Linked DNA regions of Homo sapiens: region 2 is linked to region 1. A link is a contact called in ENCODE Hi-C or POLR2A ChIA-PET data. All regions are on one chromosome and are shown on one strand. Each heading gives the region's core, a stretch centred on a gene start or an enhancer-like site at or near the end of the contact. The rest is flanking DNA. Distances are from core to core; before and after follow the strand shown.

Region 1 (3,047 bases), core at 313-2,812:
GTGGGGGAAAGCTGGCAGTCACTGGCCTCACCCAGTTCCCATGCAAACTGAAGGGCCGGTCCCACTCCCACCCTGTCCCCTCCTACAGCCTGGAGTCTGTTTCCAGGTGGAGAGTGAGAGGGTCTTGAAAACTTGCCCGAGGCCATCTGCCTCCCAGCTGAGAAAGAAAGGGCTTTAATTCTTCCTGGCCTGTGAAGTCTGCATGCCGGATTAGGATTCGCAACCTCTCCTGAGTTCTGGCCAGGGGGCTTCTCGCCCCGTTCAAATTGTTACAGAGTTTGCCTAGAGAATTCCTTCTCCTTGTTGAATTTTACCCCCTGCATCTCTGGGCACCCTCATGATGGATCCCCGTGGTGCCAGGCAGGAATGGACTGCTTGGGGACCCAGTGAGCTCCCAGGGCTTTTCTGCTGCTTCCTCTGTATTTCGCTCGGCTCTCTAACTTGACTCAGCTCCAGGTAAAGTTGGAAACTTCTCCTGCAAACAGACCTTCAGCTTCTCCACTGGGGGTGTGTGTTTGGGGGAGGAGGGTCTACCTTTCCCACTTCCGCAGTTGGGGCACTCACAGTATTTGTGGGTCTCCTGGGTCCTGCAGGAGCAGTCCGCTTCCTTCAGAGGGTCTGTGGTCCTCTCAGTATTTCTGATTTGTTCTTGCAGCCAATCTGAAGCTAAAATTCACAATGCGAGCCTCCACATGCCGGAGCTGCAATCTAGTCCTTCCTCCCCTCTGCCATGATCCCAGGAGCCAGTTTTTTTTTTTTTTTTTTTTTTTTTTAATATATCTATGTATGGGGGTTTGAAGTAAAGAGTACAGGATGGACAGTTTAATGTGGCCCTGAATTCCAGTAGATTTGCTTTTAGTTGCTTTTTACCAGTCATCCCTATAACCCACATCAATGGAGTTAAGAATACATAAGCAAGCCCTGTTTTACAGTCCTTCATTTATGTTATGTGAGCAACTCAGAAACAATTTCCATGCAGACATCATTAGACACTAGGATTAGGTTTCAGACTGCCCCACCAAAGCAGATATAAGCCCTAATGAGTGCACAGTGACATGGTTTTGAGTACCAGGACCGGAGCACTATATGATGTAGAAGGGAGGAGATGAGTTTTCTCTCCTAGGAAGGGGGCCACACACTTGCACCACACACCCATCCATGCAAACACACACCCTAGATGGGGCAGTGCTCACTAATGTGGACTGCTTAGCTAATTTGATGTAAGTAGACAAACCACAAAAGAGCATATTATATTTTTTTGTGTAACAGACAATAACAGTCCTCCACAAACCCTGTTCAGGCCATTCTACTGTGACCTTCTTCAGATACCACCAAATAGATTGAGTGTGGAACTATTTCAAATTTCCCTTGTTAAACTGACTTCAGTAGGAAACTCACAGAAACTTTGATTGTGAACATCAGGTAGAGAAAGCCACGTTTTACTCCAGATTGCCTGGGGTTTGTTTTTCCCAAGTGTGCATTTGTATTTGCTGTGGAGTGAGAACTTTCTGCATGGCAGAAGGAAAGCCTGCACCTGTTCAGAGATGGTGCCTACAGCCATCTCCTGAGGCTTGGCCCTGAGCCGGCTAACATCACTGCTGGGCTTGTTGGAGGGTGTGGGTGTTCTTCCAAAGACCTCCTTTGCTTCCTCAGCTCAATTCTACCTTGTTCTTTCTTGTATGGAGAACTTGGAAACTCAGAGAGCTGGGTGAATTTAGAAAATGGGCTGGAGAAAGGATAGGTGTGAGAATTCATTTTAATAAGTCAAATTTAAAACTTTTTTGACTTGCATTGCCTGGGGATCTCATTATTTTATAATTTTTTTATATTGATGAAGTGTAGGATTAGTTATAATTGATAGTTCTGGGCAAAGCGTTTAAAAAATCCTCCCAGGATAGTTTTCAGGGACTGGATACGGATGTTTGTGAAGCATAAACACATTTTCACTACCTTCCAAAGAATGGTCTAGATGCTATATAAACCATCATATTTATTATATCTTTTAAAAAGTTAAGTAAAGCTTTTTTTTTAACCTCATGAAGTAAATAGTCACTCTGGCAACATACTACAGCAATAGACACTTCGCCCTCTGAGAGTTTTGCTGTAAATATGCTGAAGATTTATATAGCTTGGCAAAAACCACTCTGTTTTCTTCTAGCAGCAATAAACACTTTTCTAAAATCCTTTGGAAATTCTACAACATGTCAGGTGCTCAGATGGGGTATAGAAAAACAACAGCTTAGTCAGACATTGAATCACCATGTCCTGGAGTCCCTAAGAAAGCCAATATGGTGAGAAGGTACCTCCCAAGCAGCCCTCTCCACAACATTTTGAGCAGGAAAACCCTTGTTTTTTCCTTTAAGTGGAATGTTCATTTAGTAAACTTTCACTGGACATCTCCCACGTGTTTACTGTGTAGCAGGCACTGATGCCACCATATGTCAGTGATATTGCCAAGAAATACCATTCTGCAGGCACAAAGGTGAGGTGCTTGTGTAGCATTAGGTGCGTGTATGAGGGAAGGAAGGGAGTACACTGGGAAAGTTTCCTGGAAGAGGCGACATTTGGACTGATTTCTTGAAGACAGAACTGGAGTTAACTGGAAAAGAAGGGAAAAGGACACTTCAATCAGAGAGAACAGCTTCGATGAGGTTTGGAAGGGAGAGTGTGTGGTGCAGCTGGGGATGGTAAATAATTTGATGGAGTAAGGCAGAGGTATGAGGTATATTGGTGGATGCTGAGGCCAAACAGACAGGATAGAGTTTAGACTCCATCCTGAAGATGCTGGGAAGCTATTGAAGATTTACATAGAGTATTGGCATATTCTGACCTATGTTTTTATTTCTTTTGTTTATTTCTTTTTATTTTTTAGAGATGGGCTCACTCTGTTGCCCAGTGGAGTGCAGTGGCACAATCATAGTTCACTACAGCCTTCAACTCCTGGGCTCAGGCGATCCTCCCACCTCAGCCTCTTGAATAGCTGGGACTATAGGCTGGTACCACCACATCTGACTCATTTTTTATTTTTATTTTTTTGTAGAGGTGGG
Region 2 (3,047 bases), core at 189-2,688, 83 kb after region 1:
CACCTGATCTTGGACTTCCCAGCCTCTAGAACTTTGAGAAATACATTTCTGTTGTTTAATCCACCCATTTTTGTAATAGCAGCCCAAACTGACTAACACAACAACATAGGGCTTTGTAATTGGTTCTTGCTCTGTTTTAATTTGGTGATTGGAGCTCTTACTTGCCAACAGCCTGCTGAGTCCTGATTTAATTTTCTGCTTTGTATTCCGCATCGGGTTTATAATTTTGCCTCACCTCTTTCAGGGATGGGATCTTAGTTCATTTGTTCTGCTATTAATGAATATCTGAGGCTGGGTAATTCATAAATAATAGAGATTTATTTGGCTCGTGGCTCTGCAGCCTGTCATGGCATAAGCATCTGTTTCTGGTGAGGGCCTCAGGAAGCTTCCACTCATGGGGGAAGGCAAAAAGAAGTAGGCATTACCTGCTCTTTTCAACAACCAGTTCTTATGGAAACTAATAGAGCAAGAACTCATTGACTACTGTGAGGATGGCACCAAGCCATTCATGAGGGATCCATCCTCATGACCCAAACACCTCCTACCAAGCCCTATCTCTAACACTGGGGATCAGACTTCACCATGAGTCTTGGTAGGGGCAAACAAACTATATTCAGACCACAGAAGATGGGTATCAGACTTCAGCCTACAGGCAGCCTTCTCCAACTGCTGCCCTGCCAGTGAGTGCTATTCGGAGCCCCTTCACCCACTATGCATACATGAAGGTTATGCCAACATCAACTGGTGGCTTACAACAGCAGGAGTTCTCAAAAGGTGGTGAGGGAAGTAGCCATAGCCCTTTAATTGGGATAGGAGGTATAGTTTGAAAAAGCCCAGATGACTGCGATAGAGCCTCTTCCCCACAGTCCCCACTGGGAACTGGTCCCAACCCAACTCTGTCTGACTCACATGTTCCTTCAGGACAGCAAGAGGAGGGGTTTTGAGGCTATTTCTGTTCTATTTTGAGTAGGTAAACAGGTGCTTCCAGAAAGGCTGTCTGTGCTTTTGATTCCGAAAATAGGCATCTCAGTAGTATCAGATAGCAAAAAGTAGGCGAGGCAGTGATTTTGGAAAGAAACTACTGTAGCTGTTTGTTTTGTCGCCTGACCCTACCCATGGCACCACCCAGTCCTATAAACAGATGGCTCCTCCTCTGGAGCAGCCAGGATCCAGCTTCTCAGGGGTCACTTGAGCAGCCACACACTGCATTCCTTCCTCCTTCTGCAACAGAATGGGATCAGGCCAATGAGAGATTATCCAGGTTTTCCTCCTTTTTTTTTCCTTTCTTAAAAAAACTTGTAATAAGCTGACTTTGTACAGTGGAATGTTCTTTGTGGCTTATGAAGAAATAAACAGTAGTCTTGGTGGCTCTTAGGAATATATGCGGTGGGGCTTAAGACTCTTGAGAACGTTGCCAGTCCCAGTGACTGCTCTGAGATGAGGTCACATGAGTTGTCTCCCTGAGTAACAAAAGGTGGGATTCACATGACTGGGCTGACCCCAGTTGGCTGATTATTCAGTTCAGACAGAGCTAAAGAAAACCAGTTGCCCACTGGCCTTTCAACTCTGCTTCTTTCCTGTTATTTCTTCAGCCATTTATAGTCTAGTGTCTGGAGAGAGCTGGTCCAAAGTTTGGCAGGACTTGAAACAGATAAATCATTTGCAGACCAGTAAGGGCCTTACAGCTTTACTAGGAAAGGAAAAAATGGAAGCTTGGATTGAGGTGTGCTGATGTCTCCTTTTACTGGCTCAGAGTGTTTTCATTTTAACCCCCATTGAGGCCAAGCACAATTCCAGAATCACATTCTGCGCCTTTGCTGGGTAAATACTCCGTTACACACTTGGTGGGCAGGATCTAAGAATTCCCTGCAGGCAAATGAATATGAACTGGACACAGTAGGAGATATTGCAGTGCTGTGAGTGAAGTGCACCACGACGTTTTTCTCAGGGCTGTGCCAATACCTGCCAGGTTGTGAGAAGTTCACAGTCATGTTACTGTTCATCTTGCATCTGCTTAGAATTGACCTTCCTAAATCTCAGTTCCAGATTCTTTTATTTTCTTTCAACTTTTAGAATCAGAGGGTACATGTACAGATGTGTTACATGGGTATGTTGAGTGATGTCGAGGTTTGGAGTATGATTGAATCAGTCAATCAGTCACCCAGGTGGTGGTGAGCGTAGTACCCTGTAGATTTACTAGCTTCTGTGCTTGTATGGGGTCACCTACTCAAAGAGGGCTTTGTTTTCACTTTTAAATGTAAACCAGATAATTTAGGTTACATATGATAGAAAAAAAGAGGCAAGAAAATAAAACCCTGTAAGTCATTTCCTATGTTTTCTCCACCACACATCTAATAAGTTATCAATTCCTCCTGATTATGCCTTTCACACATCCCTCTAATATATCATATGCTCACTTAGGTTAAGGTTTAGGGTAGGTTAAGGCTCCACTATGTCCCAACTGGAATATTTCAATAGCATCCTGACTGGTCTTGCTACCTCCAATCCTAATTTACCTTTGTTGTTTTTTTTATCCTTCTAGTGGAATGACATTTCAGAACACAAAAATGACCATGTCACAGCCCTGTGTATAAGTTTTCAATGGCTTTTGATCACCTGTGGAATGAATTCCAACCCTTTGTCTTAGTACATAAAGCTTGTCACAATGTGGCTGCTGGTTTTCCTCTCCGTTCTCCTGCCTCTCCACACTCCGGCATGCACCGTTCTCCAGGTCTGTGTGGAGACCAGGCTGTCTCATGCTCATCTGTGTCTCTGCTCCTCCCCATATGTTTCTACCAATGACTCTCACCTCTTCATCGTGCAAACTCTGATTAATCTTTCAGCATTCAGCCCAGACAATACCTCCCCTAGGGAAACTTTGTAGATCCATCTCCTCAGGTGGGCTGGAGACCCTGTATCTGGGCTCTAGTAGTATGTGTCACACTGAATTGTAATTTTTAACTTGCTGAGAATCTCCATGTAGACTCTGAACCTCTTGAAAGTAGAAACTGTATCTTATTTGACTTTGCCTGTGTCATTTGTGGCTC

Evidence for each region. A loop is a pair of places that touch in the nucleus more often than their neighbours do. ChIA-PET counts read pairs that join two places held with the same protein, here RNA polymerase II (POLR2A).
Region 2: a loop to region 1 is called in a map of PC-9, with 3 times the contacts of the local background. The contact joins two enhancer-like sites. A Hi-C loop is called at or near these places in 4 of 168 maps with a recorded cell type or tissue (PC-9, endothelial cell of hepatic sinusoid and gastrocnemius medialis). POLR2A ChIA-PET finds 5 or more read pairs at or near these places in 1 of 52 experiments (PC-9).

The regions. Positions count from the first base shown.
Region 1 is chr2:17,893,194-17,896,240 of GRCh38, forward strand. All of the region lies in intron 1 of KCNS3 (potassium voltage-gated channel modifier subfamily S member 3), which reads left to right. Among named protein-coding and RNA genes, the nearest start is that of KCNS3, 16 kb to the left of the region's middle. Within about 2 kb of position 1,563, at least 3 of the 41 ENCODE cell types and tissues checked have a DNase peak (open chromatin) inside an H3K27ac peak, as active enhancers do; they include PC-9 and gastrocnemius medialis, where a contact is called at or near this core.
Region 2 is chr2:17,976,058-17,979,104 of GRCh38, forward strand. No RefSeq gene overlaps it. Among named protein-coding and RNA genes, the nearest start is that of KCNS3, 99 kb to the left of the region's middle. Within about 2 kb of position 1,439, at least 11 of the 41 ENCODE cell types and tissues checked have a DNase peak (open chromatin) inside an H3K27ac peak, as active enhancers do; they include PC-9 and gastrocnemius medialis, where a contact is called at or near this core.